3 separate regions of the Homo sapiens genome follow, and regions 2 and 3 are each linked to region 1. A link is a loop called in an ENCODE intact Hi-C map of the cell type or tissue named here. Cell type or tissue: heart right ventricle. All regions are shown on one strand. Links, peaks and the distances in the headings refer to the core of each region. The heading gives the core; the rest is flanking DNA. Region 1 overlaps SETBP1 (SET binding protein 1). Region 2 overlaps SETBP1 (SET binding protein 1). Region 3 overlaps SETBP1 (SET binding protein 1).

The links. Peaks named below come from ENCODE experiments on the same cell type or tissue, not always from the same donor. Only the 100,000 strongest peaks of a DNase experiment are listed, where the experiment ranks them.
Region 2: a loop joins it to region 1, with 1.9 times the contacts of the local background. A loop is called at or near these places in 7 of 110 quality-filtered maps.
Region 3: it touches region 1 in a loop (1.9-fold over the local background); 4 of 110 quality-filtered maps call a loop at or near these places.

The regions. Positions count from the first base shown.
Region 1 is chr18:44,790,960-44,801,262 of GRCh38, reverse strand. The region is part of intron 2 of SETBP1 (SET binding protein 1); the gene reads right to left. Among named protein-coding and RNA genes, the nearest start is that of SETBP1, 120 kb to the right of the region's middle. In heart right ventricle, for the core only: no CTCF peak of the experiment used is centred there; no DNase peak of the experiment used is centred there; H3K27ac peaks cover 2,967 bases.
Region 2 is chr18:44,700,698-44,711,000 of GRCh38, reverse strand. It overlaps SETBP1 (SET binding protein 1), which reads right to left. Exons shown (of 6, transcript NM_015559.3): 2 at 9,169-9,826. The coding sequence starts at 9,654. Among named protein-coding and RNA genes, the nearest start is that of SETBP1, 25 kb to the right of the region's middle. In heart right ventricle, for the core only: no CTCF peak of the experiment used is centred there; no DNase peak of the experiment used is centred there; H3K27ac peaks cover 2,566 bases.
Region 3 is chr18:44,849,510-44,859,812 of GRCh38, reverse strand. The region is part of intron 2 of SETBP1 (SET binding protein 1); the gene reads right to left. Among named protein-coding and RNA genes, the nearest start is that of MIR4319, 120 kb to the left of the region's middle. In heart right ventricle, for the core only: no CTCF peak of the experiment used is centred there; no DNase peak of the experiment used is centred there; H3K27ac peaks cover 1,157 bases.

The DNA.
Region 1 (10,303 bases), core at 1,275-9,274:
GGGTACATGTGCACAATGTGCAGGTTTGTTACATATGTATACATGTGCCATGTTGGTGTGCTGCACCCATTAACTCGTCATTTACATTAGGTATATCTCCTAATGCTATCCCTCCCCGCTCCTCCTACCCCACGACAGGCCCCGGTGTGTGATATTCCCCTTCCTATGTCCAAGTGTTCTCATTGTTCAATTCCCACCTATGAGTGAGAACATGCAGTGTTTGGTTTTTTGTCCTTATGGTAGTTTGCTGAGAATGATGGTTTGCAGCTTCATCCATGTCCCTACAAAGGACGTGAACTCATCCTTTTTTATGGCTGCATAGTATTCCATGGTGTATATGTGCCACATTTTCTTTATCCAGTCTATCATTGATGGACATTTGGGTTGGTTCCAAGCCTTTGCTATTGGCGAATAGTGCCGCAATAAACATACGTGTGCATGTGTCTTTTAATGGCACCCACTGCTTTTAAGCTAGGGACAGTAATTTTCTCTCCCGGTCAACAAGGATGGGGCAGGTACTCACTCCAGTCTCATTTCCCACTGTTTCTCATCAGTTCATTGGACCTACATGGATCTTCCAGTTCCTCAAAATTTCCTCAGCCATAACTACTCCCTCTTGGGGTCTTTTGGAAAAACGTCCTCATTGCTGGGCTGCTCTTCCCTTCTCCATTCACTGGCTCACTCCTGCTCACCCCTCTGCACAGATGCATCAGGAAAGCTTCCTGCCCTTCCCAGCACCACAGGTTTTCTTCAAAGTTCTTGCCATTTTGAAACTGTTTATTTACATTTTGATTGTCGGATCCGTGCTCGGAAGGCCACCAGGGTTGGTGTGAAGATCAAATCTGAGAATGGGGATAGATATCCTTCAAGAATTATAAACAGAATCCCAATATAAATCCCTGCTTTTTTCATTGCTGCTTCTAAAGGACTCCCAGCCCCCAAAAGAAAGTGAAAGCAGAAGCATCACTTACCCCAAACATCAAAAGGAAATGACATCCAAAGCAGGCATTTTTAAAATTTATGTTGGGCTAAGACGGTAGCCACCACAACTTGGTGAATAATTAGCCTTGAGGTCTCCTAGCATAAAATAAAAATCCACTTCCCTCAGGCCAGAGAAACCACTGACAACCACCAGCCTGAGTTTTGACAATTTCCCTGCCCATCACACACCTGGTTCCTAAGGTCCCAGTAGCCAAAGGGGAGTAAATATTAACTCTGGTAGGGAATGATTTGTCAGTCATGAACAGCTGTCCACAGTTTCCAAGGTACTGACCTGAAAAGGAGATGAAAGGAACAAAGACTGGGGTAGCTTCCACACTGGGCAGGACATCTTGCCCTTGCCTCTTGGTCTGCTATCTAGCCAGTGATGCTGATTTCTATACCTACACATTCAGGTTCCTTTACCCTTTGGTTTTAGCCAAGAAGGGGCACCAGCAGGAGATCACAAAAGGGAGGTGAGTGAGGTCAGAAGTATTGTTTTCCCAGCTTCCTCCATGCTGGGTCACCCCAGGCTAGCTGTGTCCTTAACCAAAGGCCACAGCTCCTATCAAGTATACCTCCAACAGAGCTTGCTTGTGCCCTCTTTTTAGCTCCGCATCCCCAGCAAACCTACACATTCTGAAACTGATCCTCCTTCTTCAAGCCTAGTGTGATCATGGTTCATCTGCGATATTACTATCCCTGTGATGCTGCAGCAATCTTTGTGGTTTCCCTACACCCAGCTCACAACCTGGAGGTAGAGAGACATCATTTCAATAAGCACACACATGCGCAAGAGTGCAGTTTTAGGAGATGAGTTTTAGGAGGTAAGGAATGTGTTTCTACGCATGCCTGCATTTCTGTGATCTGGGGTGGCTGCAGGATCTAATAGGCAAGGCTTCTCGGAAAAAAACCTATACTTGATCTGACTTCAGAACAAGGCCAAGTTTAGGTGGGGCATGCATAGGAGGCTAGTGGAGGGAACAGGAAAAATCCCAAGCAGAGAGAACAACCTATGGAAAGGCCCTGTCCACTCTTACACAAAGGTTCTCACCTGTCTATTAAAGCTATTATGGGGAACACACAGCCATTTTAAATGTCTACACAAATATAAGATGTTAATGACAGTCATAATTCTGTTCATAAAAATCCTCAAGCTTTGATTTTACTTCTCCAACACATAAAAGTTTCTTGTAGGCCAGATCTCGTCCACAGTGCCCACCACAATGGCTAATTAATATACAGCTGAAGTCCAATAAACACAAGCAAATAATTGATTGATTCACTGAGGAACCAAAGGATGGAAAAAATCCAGCAGAGGCCTAGCACTGCCTATCAGTGGAGGCAAGTGCATGAAATGTGGATGAGTTGACTTCAGGCTAAGTATGGGGCTGACCTTGGGCAAGTTACACTTACCTCTACATAATGTTTGTTCAGGTCTCAGGCTCCAAGATAGGAGATAAGCGAGAGTTATTTTGGTCTTTTGAATGCTTAGGAAAACAGCTGAGCTACACGTAAGTGACCTCCATTCCTAGGGCAATATGTTAAGTTCAGTCTCAGTGTGAGGTTTCCAGCTCCCCACAAATTAAAAACACAGCATCAGAGAAGAGTAGAGGTTTCCTTATAACCCAGAGATACCATTGTGGAAAGCCCCTGTTGCCGGAAAAATGATGACTTTCCTCATAAAGGGGAAGTGCTATTTTAGATTCAGCCACTTTGGTTTTTCTTTCCACCCTGGGGTATAAGTTTGATTCCTGGGTATCTTCCTATACCTCAAGGAGTTATAAAGAACCCAAGAAAAAGCCAAGTTAAGTCCACCTTCACTTAGGTGGAAGGATTTCATTGTTCCAGAAAGAAAAGATGGTCAGAGGGACATTTCCATTTCTGTAATTAACCTCAGTGTGGCCTTAGGGAGCCACCTTCCTTCTCTGGGGCCCAATTTTCTCATGAGTAAAATGAATGGCTTCCACTAAATGATCTATCTATGAGATCTTCAGATTTTATGATTTTTGAACACCATTTTTTTTGTTATGGTTTCAGCAACTATGTCTTGAAAGTCTACATGTTCTCAACATTATGTTATTTCTTGGGAGGGAACAGTCCATCCCTGCACCCAAGGATTCTTATTTTGTGATTATGGTCCTCCTAAGAGGGTCTATGAATCTCCAGATGTTGCATATAACACTTTGTGTCTCTGTGTATATTTCCTGGCCTAAAAGCATCCATAGCGTTTGGGTCCACAAATGGATCCTATATGCTTTTAGTAGAACAGGTGACTGCTTAGATGTCAGGGAATGTGTTCATAAGACACCAGCATCAAGAGCAAGCCCAACATGAATCCACCTGCCAAGCTCTATGACAACCTGGGTTATCTTCCGGAACAGGATGGCTCTGGATTTGAGATGAGATCAGAGAGGTGGACTGCTAAAGAGAAAGAGAGTTTGGGAAGTCAATGCAAAAGTATAATTGTGGGCAAAATATGCTGTGTTCTCAAGAAAAGAAAAAAAAAATCTCTAATTGCTGTGGGAATGAGCTCTCTCCATGGCGCACCTGGAGGTTCATGCACTTTCTGTTTTCTACCTGTCCTCCATTAACATCAGCCCCCAGAGTACTGGGTTCAAGGAAAGAGCAGGACTCTGTTTTGCAGCTGGGAGGTGGCGCAAGAGAGAGCTACCATTTTCGCCAAGAGAATTCTAAGAGATCCTGAACCTGCATCTGTGACTCAGCCTGGATGGGGCCACCTCTCACCAGGCTACACCAGGGGTAGGGACAGGGTAGTGGCTTGGTGCTTTTCATCATGGTTAACAGAGAATAAGTCATGACAGCTAGCAGTATCATATTGCTCTGCGATTAATGCAAAATACATGACATTCATTGATTTTAAGGTAAATTTAAAACATGTAATGACAGAGTGAAAGCTATGCCATACACAGTTACACATGCATGGGAGAAAAACATGTATAAATTGAAGCTTAGGAGTTATAACTTACACAGAAAGTGCTATTATTCAAAAATTTAAACATATGTGAGACAACATATAGCAAATATGCTGACATATGGCATTGAAACCAATACGTCAACACTTACAAGTAAGAAAACATCTATAAAAATACAATAAGAACAGTTCTCTCTTTACATTGAGGCCACAAATGAGACCACTGCTGAACATCTCTGGTTAAGCATTAACACACACCAGGATCTGCCTGTAACCTGTTCGTTAAGGTGCAGTGCCCCAGCTAATTAATACATCACTGGCAGATCAAGTTCAGAGAACAATATTGAGCAAGTGCATTCCTGAGGCCTCATTTACCCCCCTTCAGGTAGGCGGAAGTCCAGAAGGGAAAAGGGGATAAGGGAGAAGAGAGAGAGACAAAATAAAGTAGAGATTATTATTTTGCTACAGTAGAGCATCCCACAGTTGATAAAAGTGGTGTGTGTATGTGTGTGTATGCATGTGTGTGCGCGTGTGTGTGTAGCAGGCTTGCATGTGCTGGCCAAGTTCTGAAATCATGTCACTTGAGAAAAAGCTGAAGGAATAGGAGCTGTTTAGACAGGGAAACCCTACATTGAAAGAAGGCTATCATAACAGTATTCTGCCATGTGCAGGGATTGCTGCTGACTGTGGGCATAGACAATGCTGTATTGCCTGTCACTTCCACTCCCTGGGCCTCAGACTATTCATCTGTAATGTGAGAGACTTGTATGAGATGCCTGATTCTCAACTCATGCTGCAGTTGGAATCACATAAAGAGCTTTTAACAAATACAGATTGTGGGGCTCCACCCCAGATAAGCATCTCTTTAGGAGGGAAACAGGCATTGGTATTTTAATAGTTCCCCAGGTCATTCTTACGTGCATTCAGTGAGGATGGACAAGCACTGGTCTAGATTACCACTAGATAATTCTAGATTATCCTGGAGGTCTCTCCTAGCGCAATAGGCAGGAACCGTTCTAGCTCTAAAACTTTACTTAATTCAGTCATATATATAATTCTTTTCCCATTTCCTCTGTGACTCTGGAAGGAATCATAATCCTAAGGGAAATTCAATACATAAAATATTGATGTTCATTTTGCAAATACCCGATAAATAAATTCACTGAGCTGACTGAAAATGAAAAATCTGTGGAAAGAGAACTCCATTATAGAAGATCTACTTGAGTCTTAATTCGGGATCAGTTTGCTCCAACATTCAGCACATTTTTCACCAGCTTGATTATGTCGTATCCCATCCACAGCAGATTAGAAGCACAAATTGGAAGGTTAGTTTGGTGAAAGAGCTGGTTATGTTTATTAACAGTGGAAAAGGAGAAGAACTAGCATCTTCACAGTGAGAAAGAAAACTCAAATGATATAAAAAGACAGCACAGGAACCAATGTAAAATCATAGTCTAGGGATGTTTAGTGTAGGGCCAAACTGCTCTACCCATTTTTAAAGACTGACAATATCTCTGTGTTACTCTCTAACAATTAGAGAGAGAAGAGCTTATGTTGACTGAGTTCTATTTAACAAGGCAAGGCCACATGTGTATGTATGTATGCTTTTGTATCTGTATGGTGATTTTCTAAGCAATGATTTTAAATGTTCAAAATTTGAGGGTTAGCATAAAACATTGTATGTATAAAATACATAAAATACACGTATTCTTGTCAGGCTTTTAAAAATACACCTGTTATCTGTAGCCTTTTCCACCTTAAAAACATTCTTCAGGTTTTCATCAGATAATAATCACCCTGGATGTAACCAGTAGATGAGTTTAGAAACCCCAGAATCAATAGGTGGGCAGAATGAGACACAGTTTCCCCTGCTACTCTTAGTCAGTAAACCTGATCTAAAACCGCTCAATCACTCCCACTCTACTTCTAATAACAGCTATAGCTACCGAAGGAGACTCAGGCTATGAGGAAGAAGACTTGGTGTTCGATGTGCCAAGTAGCAATGAGTGAATTATAAACTGGTCAGGGTTCCTGACACTATGAGGATCTAAAAGGAACCTGAGACCGAACAACTAAGAGACCACCCATGCTATTTCAGGGCTCATCACCATCACTGTGGCATTTTAATAAGTCATGGTATTTCAAGAAAAAGAGAAAGAGAGGAGTGGGAAAATATCCATGGAACTGGTAGACCATTGACTATGGCAAGCAGTGACCTTATTCACAATAACATCCCCTCATAAGACACTGCTATTTTATACTAGATTTATTGCACTTAGGTAGAAGCAGCACTTTATCAACTTACTTTTCTGGAGCACAGGAATCATATTTTTCTTGAAACTAGAGGGGAGGGCCTCTGCCACATTTTCAAATCTGGGTAAGCCTTGATCCTCCACCGCATCTGAGCCTCGTCTATAATATTAGGTAGAATGTCTTGCATCCATGAATGTTTCCTGCTTGATAACCCAAGGAAGAATTATCACATACAAATCTCAGATCCTAAGACACATTTTGCCACCAATAGTCATCCCTAAACAAAATGAATCACGATCCCAAGTCACATCCCTACCCAATACCATTTATTGAAGAGCCTGCAGTGGTATGTGAAGGTAGGAGGTCCAGCAAATCTTCCTGTTGTTTATTTGAGTGACTTTAGACAATGAGGTGATATGTTAGGGACAGCACTGGGTAAGAACGACACCAAGAGGGCTGGGGTCATTGCAACCCTTTGTGACTTCCCAGCAGGTTACTTTCCTCATCCAAACTTCAAAATCCTCTTCTATAAAATGAGAGATGTGCTGGGCAATGTCTAAAACTCCTTCTGTCAGCCCTGGGAGCCTCTGAATTACGATCTCATTGCCTCCAGTAATCTCCCAAGTTTTGTACACGACCATATCTTCCTGGAAGTCCCCTCTGCTCTTTCCGACTCCAGTACCTCAGCCTGAGCATGAGAAGAGCAAGCTTCTAGTCCCAGTTCCACCTCTTGGTGGTGGGGTGCAGCATTTATCTCTAGGACAACTAAATAAAATGATCTCTTAGTGCATCAAAAATTCAGTCCTAAAAGTCATTTCTGTTTAAGAATACAGCTGTATCCATCACAGACAGTGAATTTTACAAAATGCCGTACAATGGCTGCAATCTTAGCTATTTTAGAAGAGCTAAAAGGGTTACAGTTGTGTCCCAAGGGAAAGGTGCTGCTGGTGTCCCCATTCCCCCTCTTATTTAGCCCTCCCCTGTTCATACTCTGCAGGCTGTTATTATCTTTACATTTACCTGCCAACCAACCTCCAAAAAATCTGTTCAGTCACAGTAGTTACAGAAACCAAAGAAGCGGCCAATAGTCCAACTCTGACTAACCCCTTGTTAATGGCTAAGAATTAAAGAACAATTTCTTTTTGCAATTAACATATTCTGTACTGTAAGTATATCATGAACTAAAAATAACATGTCCTCCACAATCCTTTGGCCCACAAGAAGCTCAACAGAGGGAGGGGAAGAGAGAGAAAGAGAGACTGGAATGACATGCCATGAATCCTAAACATCTTCCTAATTGGATAATTAAAAGAGTTCTGGATAGCAGTTCAAAAAGCCTGGATTCTGGTAAGGGCTCCCCTACATATTTATCCATCTGTGTGGCCTTGGCTTGATCTTGTACCCTATCTAGGCTGTTTATAGGATTATGTTTGAAACCTAGTAGGCACCCCTTAAAAAGTTATCCAATCTATTGTTCTTTTCAAACTGTCTCATGCATAAGAACCACCTGGAGAGCTTAATAGAACACACAGGGGGTCCCCACCACCCAAGTCTCTAATTCAGTATGTCTGGGGTGGGGTCCAAGTATAGGCGTTTCTAACAAGTTCCCAGGTAATGCTGCTGCTTCTGGTCCTGAGACCACACTTTGAGAAGCACTGATCTGGCCCAGTGATGTCAACCAGGGCTGGAAATTAGAATTCCCCTGAGGAGGGGCACTGGCAATATGCCGGTGCTCAGTGTGCACCAGGCCTTTTCAATCAGAATCTCTGGTTGTGTGGCCCCAGCATCTCTATTATTAACAAACTCCCCAGATAATCTTAATGTGCAGCAAAGGTTTAGAACACTGATTCCACCCAGCTGCCTCATTTTATAGATAAAAAAACTGAGGTTCAGCAGACCAATGACGGCTCATTCAGCACATGCATCTGCAAAAGGGGAGGTTTGGACACAATAATTTGGAGACCCTAGATTTTAATTCTACGGCTGTCACACTCTATAGCTGCATTTCTGCTTTTTCTCTTATCCCATGATTCCCAAATAATAATAGTCAGGGAGACTTTCTTCATCTGGCCACTCCATGTAACCAGAAGGAGAATCCAACAGGACCACTCGTAGTTGGAAGGCTCTTGCATTCTCAAAGCTCTCCTCCGGGTAGTTTCTAAATATAACAAGCAGTCAGACACTCTGAATAACTCTCGGCTGACTTGGCTTCCCTGGGATAAACTTTTTTTTTTTTCTCCTAGATTATGCTATACCAGGAATAGAGCCCTAAGGGGAGAAATTCCTCTTCAAAGTCAGAGCTAGATAACACTGTGTGTGGTATTCAGGTTGTTCTCCTTTGGAAAGAGAAAAAAAGGTGGGAGGCAAACTTCTAAAACCAGCCAACATCAAAAAGCATATTCCTACTTTGTCTGTGTGGTGTGCATGGAGGGGAGGCAGAGGAGAGGTGGAAGTGGCCGGGCAAAAGACAATTAACACATCCTGCTCAGCAGGGGGAGGAACGTGGGCATCCGGTCCAGGTACTCCAGGCGGTGGTGGGCAACAGGAAAAGTACACATGCCAGCTCTGGCAACTACCCTATGCTGGCTCTACCACCAAAGACCCGGAACCAAAGTTGGGTGCACAGTTTGCTCCCTGAATGGTGGGCTCAGGCACGGCTCTGACTTCATTTCTCAGGCAGGCAACAGACACGTTTACCTTACGCTCTGGCTCCTGCTGTTCCTTGCAGCAAGGGGGAATTCGATGGGACCTAAAAATCATCTGGAACATACACAGACATGGATATCTTCTCTCTCACATAAACACAAAGACCTTTCCCCATATTTCCGTGCAGGCCAAGCCTCTGTATTTTCCAGCATGACACTGTATTTGCGTATTGTAGTGGATGGGACATTGGGGATCTCCTAGTCCTGTACTCCCCCTTTGCTGATGGTAACAATTTTAAATGCTGCTATTTATTAAACATCTATTATATTATATATCAGGTACTTTATACAAATTAAATCTAATCCTCACCCAAAGCCCAAAAGCAGAATTGTTAGATCACAGAAAATGGAGCAGAGGCAGACAGAAATGAAATGATGAGCCCGAAACTGCACAGCCAACTGTGTCAGAACCAGGACTGAAGTGCATGGTTCTGGCTCCAGATGGATGCCTTCCCCACAGTTGAGTAGGAGGTCATGAAGAAGAAGAGATGATACCTGCCTTACCCCTCCCCAAGAAGTTAGGGCAATTAAGCGGCCGCCTCAGCTGACATCACTCTGTGCTTTTCAAGACTTGAGCCAAAATTCTATTTAGAAATTCTAAATGTCCAGGGAGGCGTTTGTAAGCGCTCTCTCACTCTTGCTCTCTCTCGCTCTCTCTCTCTCTCTCTCTCGCCCCCACAGGAAAATACAGCCTTTTGGTTTCAACCTTAGACAGGGAGAAGCCCAGCTGCTATTAAAACTGAGCAGGAAATTGCATGGATGACCAGACAGCGATTCTTCTTCTCCATGGAAATTTCTCCTAAATGCTGAAAATTCAGGGAAAGTGAGTGGTTTGGGACACGTCTAGAAACCCTGAATGTGTCCCCCACCACTGAGAGATGCAAGTCTCCTCAGAGGCTGATGTGAGGCCCACAAAGCAATGCACTGATTTGTCTGTTTTATCTGTGTGGGTGTGCATGTATATATGTGTGTGTATGTGTTTTGTGTTGGAGTAAGAAACATTACAGTAAGAGAATTTTCCTGCAAAAAGTCCTTCTCCCATCTTCTTTCTCTACCACTAGGACGGTTTTCCGAAATGCAGTGCTTTTGACATTTGGGACTGAATCATTGTTTTTCGTGGGAGCTGACCTGTGCATTTGAGGGTGTTTAGTGGCATCCCTGGCCTCTACCCACTAGATACAAGAGCGCCTCCGATCCAACTGTGACATTAAAAATGTCTCCAGACTTTACCAAATATCTCCTGGAATTGAGGGCAGGACAAAATCCTGCCTTCAGCGCACCTCTTATGCAAAGTAGCTCTAGTCCATTGTCAACTTAACTGTCCTTGAACTTCTCTAAACTCCAGGCAGGCAGACTCCTCACCAGCTCAGCCTGTGTATTCCCAGGGTCTACAATAGTATTGGGAACAGCAGGTATTCAATTAGCATTTCTG
Region 2 (10,303 bases), core at 1,620-9,619, 91 kb after region 1:
GTGTTTGCATGTTGTGTCTGTCTGTATGCCTCTTGAGGACCTGGGTCTACTTAACTCCTGCCCTCCTCTCTGGCAGCCTCTTCCTCTGGCCACTGATGGCTCCATAGGGGAGTGATCAGAGCCTTAGTGCCAACCTTCCAAGTCAAGTCACTCTGAGGACCATGCTGTTGAAACACTTTCCCCAAAACAGTTTGGCTGTGTGCAAAGTATAACACAAATTTTTAGTTTATTGCAGATATTAGAAACTTCCTGGCTGGGTGCGGTCATTCACTCCTGTAATCCCAGTACTTTGGGAGGCTGAGGTGGGCAGATCACGAGGTCAGGAGTTCGAGCCCAGCCTGGCCAACATAGTGAAACCTCGTCTCTACTAAAAATACAAAAGTTAGCCGCATGTGGTGGCATGGGCCTGTAGTCCCAGCTACTTGGGAGGCTGAGGCAGGAGAATTGCTTCAACCTGGAAGGCAGAAATTGTAGTGAGCCAAAAACCTGCCATTGAACTCCAGCCTGGGTGACAGAATGAGACTCCATCTCAAAAAAAAAAAAAAAAAAACTCCTAAAATGCATGGCTTCAAGGCCTTGTGCTGTGTATTTTCTATATTTAATGTTATCAGGAACCTGAACCAAGGCCTCAGACTCTGAGACCCCACCCTGTGTTCTCCACCTTGACTATCCTTAGCGGTTCCCAGTAACTTTCTGAACAAAGCCACTTGTGTCTAATAAACAAGCAAAGCAGGTGAGGGATGTCCTGGGATGTGCTGCATTTTGTAGCTTGAAGGTAGGATGTTTTTAACTTAAACTTGCAGGAATCAGAAAAGTCAAAGATGTGGTAGGAAAAGGCAAAAACGGATTGTTTCTCTTGCCTTTTATTAAAAAGAAAAAAAGGAAATATAACTGCGGGTCAACTAGCAATGTAGCAATGAGAGGACTTTTTGAGGATGTAAAATTGCAACGATGAGGAAGAGGGGCCGACTTTGCAAATGCTGGAAGAGTAGCAGCCGCCAGCTGAACCCCACTTGATGGTTCCTTTGACACTGCTTTGAAACTTTCATTTTGAGTCATCCTTTGTGCTCAGCAGTAATCCCGGTTTGGCAGATAAATGACCACAGAGATAAAAGACCTTTGAACTATCTCTAAATAAATCCGTATAGCAATTCCTACCACCAACACCAAAAAAAAAAAAAAAAAAAATCATTAGTGATATGCTCAACTAATAGAAGTTTCTCCAGGCATCAGACATCAGGCACTGGTGCTGCCCCCCAGCTAACATAATTCAACACAGCCCAGGCCTCCCAAGTGCCCAGCACCACTGCAGATCACTGTGTGCCCACTCTGTGCCTCAACTAAGGAAGCTCCTATGGATGGTCCGCAGGGAGAGATGCCAAACAGCAATGAGAGCAGGACATACTAAGCAAAGGGCTGTCCTAAGTGTCCAACGGACAACTTCAACCTCACCACAGTGACATCAACAAGGAGGGGCTGCTGTTATCCCTGATTTTCCAACTGTCAGGAAACGTTTCAAGAGGTTAAGTCTTGCCTAAGATTATGCAGGCTGTCTCTGTCCAGAGGCAGAGAGACCATGTTCCTGGAATCAGGGTATCTGAGTTCTAATCCACTTCCAGAGTGGAGGCTCTTTCTAATAGACCCTGTACTCCTCATCTAGAATTTCACATACAGAGCACACCAGCCATGCTTCAGAGAATAAATGACTTTCTGTCTGAACAGAACACAGTTTTTGCTGGTTACTCTGCCAGATGCATTTTCAATGGCATAGAATTCACCAAAAAACCTTCCTTGGGGGGGTCCAAAGAGAAAAAAACAAACAAGAGAACACCAAACCAGGAGGAAACAGCCAAGCTACATGTTTTAAACCCCCAGAGAATCCCAAACACAGGAAGAAAAAAAGAGAAAAATAGAAGACGGGGTTGAGGGATAACCAAATATTCCCAAAATATATTTACGGAACACGAGTTTGGTAAATCACCACATTTTAAGCTCAACTCTGACCCTTGCTCCCATGATTTTAGATCTTTTGACATTTCGGGCTAAAAGGAAACAATTTGATGACGGAACAGTGGGTCCAAACAGAGGTCAAAAATCTGTTTATAGTAATGAGCGTTCTTAAAGAGAAACACTTGCCCTGCTGATGAAACAGAATGGCCCTTAAAGTTTCTAGATTATAGAACAGAAACAAGACCTCAGAGGGAAAATGCTGCTTTGTTTTTCTTCTTCATCTTTTTCTTTTCTTTTCTTTTCTTTTCTTTTTTTTGAACATGTAGAAGCTGAGAAGCAGGGAGGTAAAGTATGCTGGCCGAATGTGATTGTGAGTCACAGAGGCAGAGCCGGTGCCCAGGGCTCCCCATCTCCAAGGCCAAGGTTCTTTCCCTCACACTTTCAGCTGACATGTCCAATGCTCCCTGCTGCCCTGCAGAAAAGGTCGTTCCCCACCTTCCCTGCTGCTTTAGCTACAACATAATCAGAGAGAAATCTATCAGGAAACAAAATTTCCAGGCATTCTAATGAATACATAGAAATGTGGTACTTAAAAATGTTTTTAAATCTCAGGAGACAAAAACTAAAATGAAACAAGAGGGGAAATTCAACCTCTTGTGTAGAAATGCTATGGAGACCTCATCTCCAAGTCAGGATGAGGGTGTTGTGGAGGAAGAAGCTCATACTCCCAGGAGTTTGAAACACCACATTCCCACCCCCAGAAGAAGAGAGGCCAAGTCTTCTGTAAAGCAGTACACTTGGGAGTGACCAGAGAAAGTGCTGACAAAATAGGATGGCAAGGGAAGGACACTTGAACCACCAGGAGGGTAGAAGGCTCTCTGAGCCACCCACTTGTGTGGAGGAGAAGAAAACCATGGGTGCAGCAGCCAGAGGTTAGGCAACCTGCACCCTTGGCAAAGCAAGCCACCCCTCACCCTCTGCCAAACACCTCCTCTCATAGACCCCTCCTCACCCACGTGTAAACGAAATTGCTACAACCATTAAAGGTCAAGAGAGAAATGTGCTTCTCAGGACATGCCAGGAAAAGGGAAGAACCCTAGACCAATCTCTCCTTGCTGAAAACTGTGTTACCAAAAGGCTCCCCTTTCATGTCTCCCATTTTAAGCTCCTCTACACAGAGTCACTCTCAGCAAGTTCCCCAGCACCCCTGCAACCGTTCCTTCTCCCTGATTCAAAGCCCTGTGAGCACCCCTGCTACTTACAGAATTAAATCCAAACTCGTTTATTTGACATTCATTGCTCTCTGCAATCTAATGCCAACCTCTCTTCCCATCAACAACACCTAAGAAACTTTTTTCCTATCCATACTTTGTGTGTTTGCTCTTTGTGTAAGGAGGAAATAAGTGCATGATTTATTTGGCTTCTCAAAAGCAGATTGTGAATGCTCAGGACGGAATACAAGAGTCTTTCCCTAGGCATATGATGACGGTCTAGACCAAGACAAATCCTGAATGTGCTTCTAGGACCATGGCAGGCACCTGATGGGTATAAGGTTGAAGTCCTTGCAACAGGAGGAAATAAGATCTCCCAATAGAACTGGAGAGGAGGAAAAATTAAATCCAAAGAAATGAAATAGAAGTTGTATTTTTGTCAAAAGCAAATAAAATTTGTAAGTACAATGAATAAAAAAATAGGGCTTTAACTAGTGAGCTTTGAACACTCTCTCAAAACCATGGAAAACTTAGAATTAGGGAAAATGTGGCAGATTATGCTTGTGCCACCCCAGCTATATGAGAAAGTATGGAAAAAACACTCTAGTGATCCTCACCTTTCAGAAATCCTTTACTTTTATAGGGTGTGGCAACTAAGGGACTGGAATACACATTTGCTTGGAGTCTAATAGAATTGGCTTCATAGGAAAACCTCGCCCCTTCCAGCTCCTCCTCCTTTGAAGCAATCTGAGCCTCAAGTTCCTGTAAATAAATAAGATCTGCCTGGCAGCATTGTTATGAGGACTAACAGATAAGGTGAGTAATGTAAAACAGTTAGCAGAGGGTCTGCCATGTAGCTCAAGAAATCAAAGTTATTATGATGATGTTTGCTCTGTAAATTATCCATTTTCTTCTAAAATCTTCCTCTGAGTTATATCATGTAGAAATCATCACCTGTATTTGGCAGGTGAGGAAACTAGGGCTTCAGCAAATTCATACTGCAGATCCAGATTCACAAAGCTGCTTGGTGTCAGACTATCACACCACATCTCCTACCCTGAGTCACTGTATGGCATCCATTTGGAACTCCCATGCCCTTATCTTGCTGTTGAATCTAGACAGGTGTCCCTGACTCCCAACATCCTCACGAAAGAGAAGAGCTGCTAAGCCTTGCCCAGCTTGGAAACTCTTCAAAACCCTGTCACTACTGGAATTTTTTTTTTTTTTTTTTTTTTTTTTTTTTTTTTTGAGATTGAGTCTCATTCTGTCACCCAAAAAGGCTGGAGGGCAGTGGCACCATCTCGGCTCACTGCAACCTCCACCTCTTGGGTTCAAGCGATTCTCCTGCCTCAGCCTCCCAAGATGCTGGGATTATAGGCATTCACCACCCCATGCCTGGCTAATTTTTGTATTTTTAGTAGAGATGGGGTTTTGCTACGTTGGGCAGGCTGATCTCGAACTCCTGATCTCAAGTGATCCACCCACCTCAGCCTCCCAAAGTGCTGAGATTACAGGCAGGAGCCACTGTGCCCAGCACTACTGGAACATTCTTCCAGAGACTCATCTTCATGGTCTCTGTTGTTTTAATCTAATCACCTAGAAGCAAACCTGAGGAAGTGTAAGTTATTAAGTCACTTACCTGAGTAAGTTTAAGTTGCAACCACGTTGGTCCCATGATAAAGAACAAGTTACATGTGTGGGGTCCATCTGCAAAATTAGACCTGTCCAAAGGAGAGTTCAGAGGCCCCGAAGTAGCTTCTGAGCTCTCCCCTCAGCCTCTACTTCCTACCAAATGCTGCTTTCACACCTCATGTAAAGCATGTAAATCCATCATAGGCCCTCTCCCAAATAGCATCTCAATTCCTATCCTAGTTTTATATGAAAGAGAAAAGAGACTTCTATCCTGGTTAGAAGAGTCCGTGCATCCTTGAGCCAGGGAGGTAGTACTTCCATGGGCTCCTCCTCACAACTTACCACTTAAGTGGTGATGTTCCCTGACGATCTATAATCCTTCTCCAGTTTGGAGAGTTAGCCCTAGGTTTAAAATTTGGAACAAGGCTGTTGACGATGCTACACATATATGCCTTCATCCCAAAGCAGTGGACCATGTATAACTAGAGTTAACATCACAGAGAACTAGCCTATGATATGTAAGTCATGCTACCCGTATCACACAGAGCTTTCTTTTCAAACACCAATGAAAACGAAAATCATTTGGGATCCCATATAAGCTGTCTTTGCCTGGAGCTGTCAAGCAATGACTTCAGCAAAATTAACTGGTTCACTTAAATAACAACAACAAAAAGCAGCACATAATATAACACCTAATTCCCCCCAGCCTCCAAACTTGGAGGCTGAATTATTAAAGCAAAACAAAATAAAACAAAACCTTTATTATCCTGAAACTCTATGTCCTTACCCTAAGTTAAGGATCAATGCACATTTTTTGTAAGGATCAGAGAGTAAATAGTTGAATCTTTGAAGGTCATAGTACCTCTGTCACAACAACTCAACTCTGCCACTATAAGAAAAAGCAGTCAGAGTCAAAACATAAACAAATGAACTTGGCTGTGTTCCAATAAAACTTTATTTATAAACACTGAAATTTAAATTTCATATGCCTCACATATTACAAAATATTATTATTCTTTTGATGTTTTCCCAACCTTTTAAAAATGTAAAAAACATTATTTGCTCAGGGGCAATACAAAAACAGGCAGGAGGCTGGATTTGGCCCACAGGCTACAGTTTGCCAACCCCAGCTCAAAGTCAGCACATATATTCAGATGACTCCCTAGTAGGAATCACTAGCAGCTCAAAGTCAGCACATATATTCAGGTGACTCCCTAGTAGGAATCACTAGCAGCTCAAAGATCAGCTTAACAGGGCTTCCTTTCTAGCTCCTAGTGTAGGACCTGCTTCCCAGAGGCCACTCCATGTCCACTGCTTCAAAGAGTGGTACAACTTATAAAAATAGATCCAGAAGGTGATTTCAGGATTAGATGCTGGTGTGTTGCTTACGAAATCTCATCCTCATCCATTCTGAGCCAAATTACTGATCACATATTTCTCATTCATACAAATAAGTAAATTCTGCAAGTTTATGCCACTAAACTTTTCCACACACATAGTAGGCAAGGTTTCTACATCTCACCCTCAGCTTTAGCCTTTGCTTACTCTCTGGTTGCAAAACAGCAGGAATTAAGGGTAATAAAGTTAACATTCTCATCCCATAGAGATCAGAGGATGTTCCTGTCATCTATCAAGTAATTGAGACTCAGTGATGATAGCTGTATTAATTCATTTCTGGAAAGTAACAGTGCTAGGCATAAATAAATGTAAGAAGGGTGGAGAAGTACCATATGAAGCAAGCTTCTAACAATTAAAAAGTTTTCAAGGGTATTCCCATCACAGTGTCATCATAAAGAGCACTGTGCATTGAATTTCAGCCCTTCTTCTTCCTCTCTGTCCCCTCCAGTTGCTGAGGCATAAAAATGCTTACTTGGCAAATCACATATTCAAATAAGCAATTTTATTTCTTTCCCATAAAGTCCACAAAGAGCATCCAGCTTCTTGGGTGAAAATGACCAGCCTGAGAACTTCAGATATGAGCACCAAAGTCCACTGCACATTTCAGCTTTGAAATCATCCCGATGGTACAGATTCCAAAACATTATTCTGGTGTGTTCCAATGGGGAGAAAGCTATATTTGGGAACAATCAGTGGCTTTAGGAAAAGTGGTACCTAATCAGGACAATGTATTCTCTTTTTAGGGCAGCGAATTTGGGTTTGAACTCCCAAAACTGTGGGTTGCTGCTTAAATCCTGGCAGTGAAGGTGATGGAGACAAAGGGTAACCATTACTCAAGACAACCCACCCACACAAAAATACAACAACACACAAAGAACTGGCCAACTCAATGGCCAGAAACAAAGATACTCATTTTCATATCTTAAGAGACCCAACTCCAATGCAAAGCCTCACTTTCAGAGCCTGATTTGAACTGTTGCATTTTCTTGCATGAATCTCAGAAGTTTCTGTATGTGTGGAGATTAAACCTTTGGTTTCACGACAGAGTATCCAGAAATCACTGCAAAGTTGTAATGGGGGAGGAGAGAGCACAACCTCTATGTTCTGGCAAAACAAACCAATTTCTAAAAGTTCCTTTGTCTTCCAAAATGTTAAACTAAGGTGACCAATCGTCCCAGTTTGCTAGGAACTGGGGCAATTCCTGGATGCAGAATTTTCAGTCTTGAAACCAGGACAGATTTTTTGGGCAAACTGTGAGGAGTCAGTCACCCTAGAAAGTCTCTTCTAGCCAGTTCTTTGGATTTTAAATGCAACAAAATCAGCCACAACACCCGGTATAAGGATGGACACAAGCCCTGTGCTAAAGAAATAATATGATTCCTAGTGGTTTTATTGAAAATAACTGCCCCAAAGCTAAAAAAAAAAAAAAAAAAAAAAAAAAAAAAAAAAAAAAAAAAAAAACCTAATGGTAACAGAAATGCTATGGAATATCTTCGGGCTATAAAGAAAAGAAGTTCATTCATTTGTGCCATTTTTAGCTGATCCACATATCTAGAGCCCAAATAATTGATCAAATGTCAGGGAGAGAGTGACAAAGATTATGATTAACACCTACAACCTAGAACCCCAAAACTCTGTCAACAAAAGGGCTTCTTCTAGAGCCATCTCCAAGTCCCAAAGATTTTCGAAGACAAAAACTTACTATACCAAGGCAGTCCTCTGCTATCACAGCTGAGTGCCACACACAGGAAGGGAGGTCACTGTAAGTCACTGTAACCCCCTAGGATATAAAATAAATTCAATGAAATATGAACTCATTCATTCCCAACCAATTGACACCACCAACCACCTGTCTAGCTACTTTGCACATCCATGTTTGACTTTTAGGAGGAAAATGACAACTAACCAAGTTGAGTCAATGTCCAATCTTAAAAGTCCGTGATGTGTTGGACAGAGATTCAGGCCAATCACTTGCCCCCTTTCTTGTTTTTCTACAGTTCCAGTTCTAATGCTCATCACTGGCTTTCACAATGATGATTTTTCAGCTCTGTGAGAGTCTCAGTTACTACAAAGACTGGGTTTCCTTAGTCAGGTGAGTAATTCATCTTAGGAAGATTTACAGTAGTAATGACTGAAATCAAAAGGAGATTTTAACAATTCTTGACTGTTCTGATTAACTCAAATTTTTTAATATCTCACTCCTAACTATGAAAACTAATGCAAACAAAGAAAAAAATACTAAAAAGTTTGTTATGGCTTAGCTGACCCAGACACTTGGCTGTTATACAATAAACAGGAACTTTCCAAAATTACAATTCTATAGCTATTTTTTGTCAGATATGCAGAAGATATGATAAAGAACTAGACATTATACCAAGATTATAGCAGAGGTGTTTCTTCTTGAGTCTCTAAATATTCCATCAAGGAGATTGGTAATTAACGAGTAGATAAGTACAGATGACACTTGAACAACACGGGCTTGAACTTCAAGAGTCCACTTATATGAAGATTTTCTTCTGCCTCTGCCACCCCTGAGATAACAAGACCAACCCTTCCTCTTCTTCCTCATCCTCAGCCTACCCACCATGAAGACGATGAGGATGAAGACCTTTATGATGGTGCACTTCCACTTAATAAATAGCAAATATATTTTTTCTTCTTTTTGATTTTCTTAAGATCGTTTTCTCTAGCTTAATTCTGGAAAGAATACAGTATATAATACATATAATATATAAAATAAGTGTTAATCAACTGATAATACTACCAGTAAGGCTTCCGGTCAACAGTAAGCTATTAGTAGTTAAGTTTTGGGGGAAGTCAAAAGTTACACACAGATTTAACTGTGCAGGGGTCTGAATCCCCAACCCCACGTTGTTCTAGAGTCAAATATAATATATAAATAGACCCTAAGAAGTTGAGGATAAAATGGCAAAAACAGAGAAACAAACAAAAACAACCATAAGACAGGGCTTCCTACCTTCTTTTTGGAGTGGCTTCTTTCTTCCTCCTTCGTGGCTTTGCTATTTTTTCCAGCACGGGACACCTTCTGGTCCCCAGACTGCTTGATGGTGATCTTGATCTCAGGTGGACATATATAGTTCTCCAAATTCTTTGGGGGTTTCTTAGCCCGCTTTGTGGTCTGAATCTTTAGCTTCAGACTTCCCTCTGTGAAGTTTGCCTCCTTGATAGAAAATTCCTGCTCTTCCAAACCATCTCCTGCCACCCATTTCTCACTGTCCGCGTTGGAGTTGGAATCCACATCCCGCCCTGAGCCTAGTTCATCCTCCTCCTCTGGCTCCATGCGCTCTCCGCCCACCGGGATCCCCTTCCCAGGTCCTGGAGTGGAGAGCAAAGGTTCTCCTGCACAGCCAGGAGCAGCTGGGGGCTTGGCTGAGGAGACCGGCAGGAAGTCTGACTCGCCCCCTCTTTGCCGGGAGCTGCTTAAGGTTTCCCTGGACTCCATGACAATCTCTACAGTCTTCCGGAGTTCTCAGGAGGGGGAAGGGGAAAAGGGAAAAGGGAAAGGTGAGAAAAGAGGACACCCAAAATTCCAAGAACAAAGTGGTCCAGTTGCTAGGGTCAGATTCCCAGGGATGGAGACACGATGAGGTGTTCAGAAGAGATCAGATCTGCAACTGAGAAGCAAAGAGACAGTTAGGCATGGCAGAAAGGAAAATGACCCCCAAGGTTACTCAATCTAAGTTCCAGAGGCCCCCTTCCACGTATCTATGGCATCCGGAAAAAAGAAATGATGGAAAAACAGCTAACCAGAATAAGCACATCCCCAAATTGGATTTTACTAGAGCAGAGGGAAAAACACATTCACACACGCCTTCATAATGGATTGCTATTAATTTTATAGCTGTAGGCCCAAGAATAAAGATAAGAGGTGCGAGTTCTCCAGCCCGGTAGCAAGCTAGAGGTTTCTTTATACTGAAGCTTCAGCTGGCTGAGTCACTGTTAAAACCAATCATGACGAAAGGGAAGTCTGAAGTGTTGAGGCTCAGGTCTGCTGGAACTGTATTTGGTTGGCTTTTTGCACCGCTTCTCTGTCACATGTGAAGAACAGTTTGCAAAGCTGAGCACAACCCCCAGGCTGCCTGGGCCAAGCT
Region 3 (10,303 bases), core at 795-8,794, 59 kb before region 1:
ATAATTGTAAAAGTTGCAGGAAAAATAGGAGAATCTCCTCCAGAAAGCCCACCTTGAACTCTTGGCTATTATAATATGAAAAGTCACTATGATTTTTCAGGACCTACTTTTGCCTGTTCTTCTGTCTCAGGACCTACTTTAGCCTGTTCTTGTACCAGGTAGGTACTTTAACTTCATTATCTATCTTAAATTTCACACTATCAGTGCAAGATAGTATTATTTTCTCCAGTTTATAGTTGAACACACTGAGGCTCAAACTGCTTAAATAACTCACCTAAGGTTATGACAGCAAAAAGTGGCAGAACTGGAATGTGGACATAGCTCTGAATCATGGAAAGTCCAGTTCTCTGTCTCAGCCATCCATGATCCCCTTGGGAATCCCTTCATGGAAGGTTGCTATCTCCCTCCCTACTCTGCCAGGGAGGCAGCCTGGTCCCCAGGGACATTGGTACCACTGCCAGCCATGCCTCAGGTGACTCACCATGCAGGTAAAAGTCAGACTTTCCATTAGCCCCATGCAGCCCCACAAGATAGGCATCTAAGGTATTGTCTCTGCCATCTTGATCTCCCCTTCAAATTTTTCTAAACTCAAGCTGACTTTGTTCAAAGGAGTTTCATTCCTAAATCTGGGTGACCAAAGGATTTTGTACTATACACTGCTATGAACATTGTTAATTATCATGTGTATCTTCTCTCCCCAAACAAGTTTACCCTCTGTCCCTTCCCCCTCCTTCCCCCAATCCTTCCTTCCTTCCTTCTTTCCTTCTTTCCTCTCTTCCTTCCTCCCTCCCACACTTTTTTCCTTCCTTCCTTCCTTCCAGCAATGGCATGCCAAGTTCCAGACACCATCACAGATGGTAACCAATAATGGGAAGGAGATAGTTGCATCCCAAGAAAGAGTGATATCATGATCATATAGGTGGGCAATTATTACTTTTAATAATATTAAAGTGTATTATAACTTTTAATAATACAGAGAAGTAGAAAATCCCAAGTAAGCCATCTCTATTACCACAGGTATGAAACATGCTATTGTTTCATCTTCAAATCCAACACAGCATGAGATCTAGAAAGAGCACAGGTGGCAAGAACAGTCTTGTGCCTGACAGAATGAAGGAGCTGGACAGCAGGATGCAGGGCCTTCAAGGAAGACAACTATCTTCACCAAAGAGAAGAGAGGTGAAAAGCAAGCTCTTCCTCTCCTTTGCAAAAAACAACCTTCACAAAATAAATATTTTAAAATATAGTCTTTGTCTATCAAATACTTCTGCTAACAGTTTTTATCAGAAATATTACTGAGTATTTTCAAAGACATTAAATCAGGTTATTTGCTTGTTTATTTTAATTAGCCAACTGGAACTTGCTTGCTTGTATGCTTTGCCATTGGTTGAAATGAAAATATCTTTGAACTGCTATTTGAAAACTGTGCAATCAATTTGCAATCCCTTCCACAGATGGCCCTGCTCTTGCATTAGTGTTACTGGCATTGCAAATGCCAGGATTCGGTCCTGCCACTCCTTAGCATTGGGAGCTCTTTGAGGACTGAGACAGCTGGCTGTTTTCAAAATGATTCTTCACCATTGAAGATACTCTGCAGAATCTGCCACAGCTTCTAAAGATGCTCTCAGTGCATTAGGCAAACAAAACATCCTTGGAAAACAGGACTAGATTCTTCTCATGACAACTTCCAAGGAAGTCTGGCTCCTTGGCATGTATACTTCCTCGTCCTTTGTTAAAAATCTCCCTCTTGTGTTTCATACCTTCTGGAAACAGCTTCTGGAAGCAGCTGTGTCGCCAGAAACTCTCCTTTTCTGGGCTATGTATGTGTGTATTTGCGTCTCATACAATCCTGCCTCAACCAATCCATTTGCTAAAAATAATCTCCATGATTTCACTCTCAAGAACTCTGTGCTCATCTCACAGAGGTATCTGGAAATGAAGGTTTTCTTTATGCCAAAACATCTCAGTCAAATGTGGATTAGATCTCCCCAGACCTCTTCTCCAAATAAGATATCCTTTCATTGTTCTCCCTGAACTCACACGTATGCTTGACTCACAGTCTACCCATTTTTGGCCAAACCTGTCCAGAATTTCTGGCTGATTCAGTTGGGGGATAGCTCTCTATACATTGCCCACTGAGACTGAGCAAAATGAATGTAACACACAGATCCTACATCAGCAGGACTGGAAGTAGCTGCGAAGTTAGTCTGAAAGCCCTTTAGTAATCACATGCCCAAACCCTTTATTTATAGCACAAAGAAGGGCCCACCGAAGGGACTGGCAATGTTCACTTTTGCAGACACACTCAGCAATTCACTAAAAGTGCAACCTTGAGCAAGTCATATCCCTGCAGACCCTTAATATTCCCCACCTCTAACATGAAGAACTCTGTACAATCCTTTCTGATCTGACAGCCTTTGAAACTGGATAGGCTATGGATGGCTCTGACACTCACCCAAGGCATTATCAGGCTTCATACACCTTGTCTATTACTAAAGGGAGAGATTACCTAGAGTCCACTTGAGGAACAGATAACACAACAAAAGTGGTGGAGTGGTAGGGCTCTTGACGTAACAGGAGTTGGCAAAGCCTATCTGTATCTCTAGGAAGAGCCATGCCCTCATCTCTCACTGTTCTTTCATAGAAGAAGAGGTTTCATGTTTTCTCCACAACCCTTTCTACTTAACTCTAGTTTTAATAAAGAACCCAGTATTCGTCAATTATACCACAAATGCTGTGCAACTATTCTCAGGATTTCTGTTTGTGCTTCACTTATAACTAGATAAGAAAAATTGGAGAACTCAGCTCTTTTGATAAAGAGAAATTCCAGATCTAGAAAGTAGAGGTGAGGGAGGCTCATAATTTGGAGAGCATAAGAACCGTTGCTACACGGGGAGCTATACAAAGCAAGGGTGGCTCCAGGAAAGAAGAACATCAAGAAAGTGGAAAAGAATACCAACTTCTTTCCCCTCTCTTACCTTTGCCATATCGCAATGAAAGACATGTGCATGTTAACAGCAGTGGCCATTCTCTCTACTCACTCTAAGGCTTTCCTCAACCTCATAGGATATTAATAAGCACTCCAACTATAACAAACACAGCTTATTTCCACATAAAATTTACAAGAGTTTTGCAATAGGGCTGCTTTAAATATTTACCCTTTCAATCTATTGAGTGCAAATGGCAGGCATTCTTGATAATCAAGTCACAGGGAGTCTTGTCCTATTTCAAGATATAAAGCATTTTTAATATAACAAAAGTAGTAAGATATGAGATTGATAAAATAGCTTTACTCCCTCAACCTAGAAACATTTCAAAAGATGATCTCACATAATCATCCCAACAACAATGAAAAACAGGAAGGGCTGGAAACTTCCCTGCTGGTTTGACAGATGGAGGAAATGAGGCAAAAAATCGGGCAGTGACTTGCCCAGGGACATGCTCTTGGCTTTAGAAGTCTTAGCATGGAAGGGATAATCCAGACCAGCCTTCCTCCAATGCAGGAATTCCCTTTTCCACCTTTTCTGACAGATGGGAGCTCAGCTTGAGCACTTTGGGGAAGTGGCACTTGCTATTTTAGTGACACAGCAATAGCCCTTAACAAGTTCTACCTTTATGCATTTGAAATATGCCTCACTGAAACTTGTCTCTCTAGTTCTGGGGAGCAGGAACTAATTGCTTTTTTTTTTAACCTTCATGATCTTCCTGTGAAATAGGGAATGTGAACCTCATTCTACAGACTGAAAAAAAAAAAAAACAAGATGGATTAAGCAACAGCTTCTAGGCCCCATGACTGAAGTTAGATCCAAACACCAAAACTAGAGGACTCATCCTCTCCCGTTGCTCCCCAGTCCTGCCCGTAGGCACACGCTACAGCCTGTTTATTCCAGTAGCCAGCCTCTGATCCTTTGATGACACGCCCAGGCAAAATATCCCAAGTGCTTTCAACTTTTTCTTCTTGAACACGGATCGCAATGCCATCACTCATCATCTAGCTTATAAAAGCCTTCCCCTCAATGTGGCAGGCAGATCTGAGCACACCATGCCAGTGAGAGTAACTGTAACTAACCAGTCATGTGCTGGAAATTCTTCAACAACTGGCTCTCTGGGTGGGGGAATCACCATTGTGAGGCATTTGCCAATTTCCATAGTGTAAATACTCCCAAGATGTCAAGCTACTAGCCTGAAGTCACTGATTGCAGAGTTGGAAAGAGATGTGCCCATCTGGCTCTTGCCACCTAGCATGAGTTGGCCCCAATGCACCACTGGTGTGTTCATCAGCCCGTCCACTTAAGACATCAACTAGTCTGGAATTCAGTCCAGGTAACTTGTATGGAACAGGGCATCCCAACAACTTCAGGAATCACCATGTCCTCAGTGCCAATCCAGGTGTGAGGGTAGTCAGACTTTTGCACGGAGTTCATGTGAAAGATGCCAATGAATTCATTACATAAATATTTATTTTTTTAGGATGTAGGGAAATAGCAAAATGAAAACAAAAACAAAAACAAAAAACAAACAAATAAAAACCCCAAAACGAACCAAAAAAAAACCCAAAGTCCTTATTCTCAATGAGACAAACAATGAAGTAAAATAATAACAATAAACAATAACGATCATAACACTATAACCTGTTAATTATAATAAAAGAAGAGAGAAATAAAGCAGAAAGAAAAAGCAGAGTGGGGGATATGCTGCTTTAAATAAGCTGATCAGGGAAGGCCTCTCTAAGGAGGGAATGTTAGAGTGAAACCCAAATGAATGAAAGAAGGGAGTGAGCCATCTGGTATTTGGGAGAAGAGCAATCCAAAAGAGGAAATAGAATGTGCAAAGTTACTGACATGAATAGTACTCAAAGTGTTGGTGGAACAGCAAAGAGATTGGCACCCTAGAGCAGAGAAAAAGAGCAAGGGCAGTGGTAGGAGGTGACAGCAGAGTGAGGCCACATCACGTAAGAGCCATTAGGTCAGAGCTAAGAGGTATAGGTCATGGTGCATGAATGACTCTGAGAGATATGGGGGGTAATATGGAGGAGAAAAACCAATGTGGGGCACAATTTGAGATACACTGAAAAAAAGTGCCCACTGGCTGTTTTCTTAACAGCCCCCAGTATTTGCTGACTGATTAGCTATGGCATGAGAGGTTAAGACAGGAGTGAAGGACGATGCCAAGGGTTTTTGCCTAAGAAGTTGAAGAATGATTTTTGTTGACGTTGGGAAGATTGGAGTGGGTAGGTGGTAGGGTAGGCATGGTCAATAGCCCATGAACATCTTGGTTTGGCTCAGTGCTGGGAGCCTCAATGCAGAACACTAACACACAGTGGGTTTGTGGGCTGATGCATAGCTTGTCTTGGCTGCAGCACTACATACATTGAGGATGTCTTAGGGAAGGAGAATCAAAAGGTGTTTGGGATTGACCCACCTTGTAGAACACGTTGAGAAATCTGCATTATTAGGAATTCAAGATGTACCTGAGTAAATCCCAGATAAACGCAGTGAGTCTGCTACACCTGGACCTATTCCAGTGGGTCTACATGTCTGCGAGTTTCTTTGGAACTGAAGATTCATTTCCCCCTCTCATCTGCTTGCTACATTCATTCTGAATTTCAACTTTCTCTTAGGGAGCCCCTGCAAGTGCCAGGCCTTGTGATGCATTCTGGGGATACGCCAATGAACAAATAATATATAAGCCCTGCTCTCAGGGAACCCAAGAGTCTATTAGGGGAGACAGCATTTATTTTGAATATGAAAACCAAATATAATTTAGAGCTGTGATAAGTTCAAGAAAAAGTAATGAGAAAAAAGGTATGGGTAGGACAAAAGAATTAATGAAGACCGGTCTGATGTAGAATTTGAGAGTGGTCAAGGAAGGCTTTCCTGAGGAAGTGACAATAAAGCCATCCCCCAAAGGATGAGTAGAAGTTGCTAACTGAAGAGCTGTGGGAGAGGCACTTCAGGTAGATGGAACATCATGGTGAAGGCTTCTGGCAGGAAAAAGTAATTTGCACGTTGGAAGAGCCCCTGCAGTTTATAATGTAGAAAGAGGACTAGACTGAGGTTAAGACTCCTGGATTCTAATCCAAATCCTGTCATGACCTAGCACTGTGACCTTATTCCAGTTACTTATCATTTCACATATTCAGCTCAATTTATTCACTTGTGCAGTTAGAATGCAGATGGGGCAGTGTGTTCTGCAAAGTAACACATGCTTAGTAGCCAATCATACTCAAGTTCAGATATGAGCTCTTCTTAGAAGCTGAATCTCAAGTTTCTGTTTATCATCCATAAAAGGTGGATAACATTAGCTACCTCATAGGGATGTTTGGATGGGGATGTTTCGATGTCTGTAATGAGACAAAGGAGTCAGTGCCTCATAAATATGAGTTAGTCTTCCCTCCATCCTGTGATATCTTTAAGGGGTATGGCGAGGCTCAACTTAGACCACTAAAATGAGATCATCAGGAGAAGATACTGTACCACATTAACAGATGAAATTGTTGGTGTTAAACTTTGTACCCTTCCTCTCCCTTACACCTGGCCCTCTAAATCTCTTCACATGGGAGAGCTGTGGGCAATGCGGAGGGGCTTTGGCTATTACCATGGGCAAGTTGTAAGTGGCCACCTCAGCATAAGGTTGGCAACTTGCCTTCCTGGGCTTAGGGCAAAGGTGGGCAGGAGGTGACTGGAAATGTTGGCTCTTCTATGAAGCTTTTATTAGAAACAGGGAATTCCCCAGTGCTCTTTCAAACTCTTTTGGCCAAACATTAAATGCCCCAAGGTCAAATTTGTTAGTGCATCCACCAGCCCAGAGGACTCTTGGCTTTGGGGTTGAATTCCACTTATCTCCCTTCCCTCCCTTAAGCCTTGCAATTTAGCCAAGGCAGCTGCTCATACCTCATCAGCCCTTGAGTGGTTCAGTCTGTACACAAAAATAGACACACATGGCAATCACTGCTTTCATGGGGCCACCATTAGAAATTAGATACACTCAGGACACTCTCCAGTGAGGGGAAGGAGAAGCTGGTAGATGCTTACATGGCAGAATGACAGAGCTTGGGCTGGTCCCCAAAGAACCAGAATGGGTATCAAAGGCACCCAGGAAAAGCCATTTTACTTGCTTGAAATTCAGTTTCCTTATTTCTGAAAATAAGGTCCTCCAAATCCTGGCTAGCTCACAGGATTTGGGGGAAAATAAAATGGGATGGAGGCCATGAATGTGCTTTATACCTATTATACCAATAAATGATATTAGTGAGAATATTATTATCCCTACCAGCCCTGATAGATCACATGGCCATATATGGGGCATAGAGGAGGGGAAGAGCCCCCGGACCCTCTGGGGATTCATTTAAGCAGAGCAGCTGTTGTTTGACCCATGGCTGCACACCCAGCTTCATGGGAATACGGACGGACCAAGCTGCATGTTTGCAGCAATGGTGCAGAACGTGGGGGCACAACTGCCAGAGTATAGCATGTAGGTGGGCCATGAGGAGATCTCAAAAGAGGCTGAGGGCACTGAGGTTACTGATTTCAGGGCTCATGCAAGTTGCCTTAGTTTCCTCTGTGTCTCTGATCACTGCCTACCACTCAGAGGAGCCCCTGAAGGTGGTGGGCTGAGGGCTGGGCGGGGCTGATAGCTGCAGCCTACCAGCCTGTGCCTGTGCATCTCATTATTGAGCGGGGCTGAATCAAAGCAGCTCTGTGCAGCTGCTGTCCCATTTAATCCATTTGTAATCAAAAGTGATTAGGATGGATGCCTCGGTGCTGAGGTTATTGTGTGTGTGATCAAAGCTGAGGCTCTTATTCGCTTCCTAGAACCGCCTGCACCTGGGAGGGCGTGGAAGGCCGTGAGCCTGGGGCATGGGGCAGGCAGCTGTTGGCACTCAGAAAGAGGGTGGGCTCCAGGAGCAGAGCCCAGGGATGGCAAGTGTAGCCTCGCCGGTGTGAGGCTTAGCAACCTTGAGGAGGTCCCCAGAGAGGCCCATGGCCCAGGTTTCACCTCTGGAGGCTAGCATTCCCAACCTAGAGAATGGGGCAGATGGCAGACTGAAAGCAAGCAGGACTCATTCAATGTTAGACTCATGAAGGATTCTAACACTCTCTCATCTTATTGAAGAGGACAATGAGATCCAGAAAAAAAAAGCATATTATGTGCCTGGCTGGCACTTGTGTGTGTAAAAGGAAGGAAAGAGAGAGGGGAAAAGGAAGAGACCAGGAGAGAGAAAGGGACAAAGGAAGTCACCTGAAGTGATGCACAGCTGGTACAGAGACCGTGTAGGCTCATGCTGGGAGAAGAAAGAACAATAAAGATGCAAAGGTGGCCAGAAGAGCTGAGTCCAGGTGTTTTACCAGTTTATATGTTTCTTTTGACCACCACTTCTGGTAACTTTCTGAGTTGCATTTCCCTAAAACAGCAAGATCTCAGCCCAGACCTCATCCTCTATTTATAAACTCTGCCTGAGTAAAGTTTGATATCCCACTTCTCTGTGCCAATCCAGATCATAAACATCACTACCATCCAAATGAAGACTCACCTCCTACAGGAAGCTTTCCTGGGCCCTCCTTCTCTGAAATGGTCTACCATGTTCTATCTATGCCACTTATTTACCACTTAGCATATACTGTCCTTCAGATGGCTCTTGGGTTGAAGGGTAAATAATTCCTTTAACTTTTGATGATGATAATGATAATGATGATGATGATGACAATATGTGCCCCGCTTCATCAGCCAGACCAAAGGTCCAGAGGACAGCTGTTACATAGTGCACTTCAGGACCCCCTCCACACCTAACAGAATAGATCCCAAGGTTGAATAGATCCTGTGTCTTTGATAGGAGACTGGGAGCTCCTTGAAGGCAGGAGATAGGCATTTATGAGTATGCACCTGTCTCCAGAACTAAGCACTCTCCTTGGCTAGAATAGACAGGTGTCTACCAATTGGTGAATAAAAAACACAAAGGGTTTGGAATGAACATCTACTGTGATTTAATTTTGACATGGTCAGTGAGGCTGCCTAGAGGTCTGGGAAGCAGGAGAAGTTGGGGAACCAAGAAGCCAGGAAAGCTGCTTCTTTATACAAAGGTTTTTCAGAGCAAAGGAGTTGGGGGATTTTCCACCTATTCCTGATATAAGAAGCCATCTGGTGCCGGGTGCTGTGGCTCACACCTATAATTCCAGCACTTTGGGAGGCTGAGGCAGGCAGATCACCTGAGGTTAGGAGTTCGAGACCAGCCTGACCAATATGGTGAAACCCTGCCTCTACTAAAAATACAAAAATTAGCTGAGCATGGTGACGTTCGCCTGTAGTCTCAGCTACTTGGGAAGCTGAGACAGGAGAATTGCTTGAACCAGGGAGGCGGAGGTTGTAGTGAGCCGAGATCCCACCACTGCATTCCAGCCTGGGCAACAGAGCAAGACTCTGTCTCAAAAAAAAAGAAAAAAAAAGGAAAGAAAAGAAGCCATCTGGGCCGAATTAAAGCTTTGTACACATGACCTGGGTGCATGTCAATGCTGGGTGGGACTGACGACCCCCTTGAGTGAAGGGGAAGTCTAATCTCTCCACATGGACAAGAGTCCTTTGTGAGTTGTATGCATTTTTAAAGATCCCAATGGGTGACTGGAATGCAAATTCCATGGTATGTCATGAGTTAATGTTGCAGTTTTTATCACTGATTTAGTGCTAAAGAAACATTCCAGATCCAACTTTTGGACAACATTGTGGGGTCCTCTGCACCAAGAATGATCAAGTTTTGGAGGTGAGAGCCAAGGGGGAAGATTCAGGAACAATTTAGAAACATTTGCAATAGAAGCATATACTAAAAGAACTAATCTTTCTCTTGCTGAGTTCTATGTCATGTTGGAAGATAACCAAATACCCCAAAAGAATAAATAATAAATAATTACTCAGTATGGAATAGGTGACTGATTATAATAATAAACTTTTAATAAATGTTCACATGTGCCAGGTGCATCATATAAATCTTGTTTATTCCTCACATTTCTTTTTGTGAATAGACACCGTAATTCCATTTTGAAGGTATGGGATCTGAGGCTCAGTGAGGTTATGTCATTTGCTCAAGACCACACAGTTAGAAAGTGATGAAGATGAGAGCTGAACTCCTCTCTCTCTCTCTCTCTCTCTCTCATCCCAGTGCTTGTGGACTCTTCCCCATGGCCTTCATCACTTGTGGCTCAGTCACACTTCAGAGAGGGCGTCACGGATGTGCTACTGCCATGCAGCATGAACAGGGCTGACACACCCCGCACCCACCTCACCGCTTGCTCACTCACACTTCAGTGCCCTG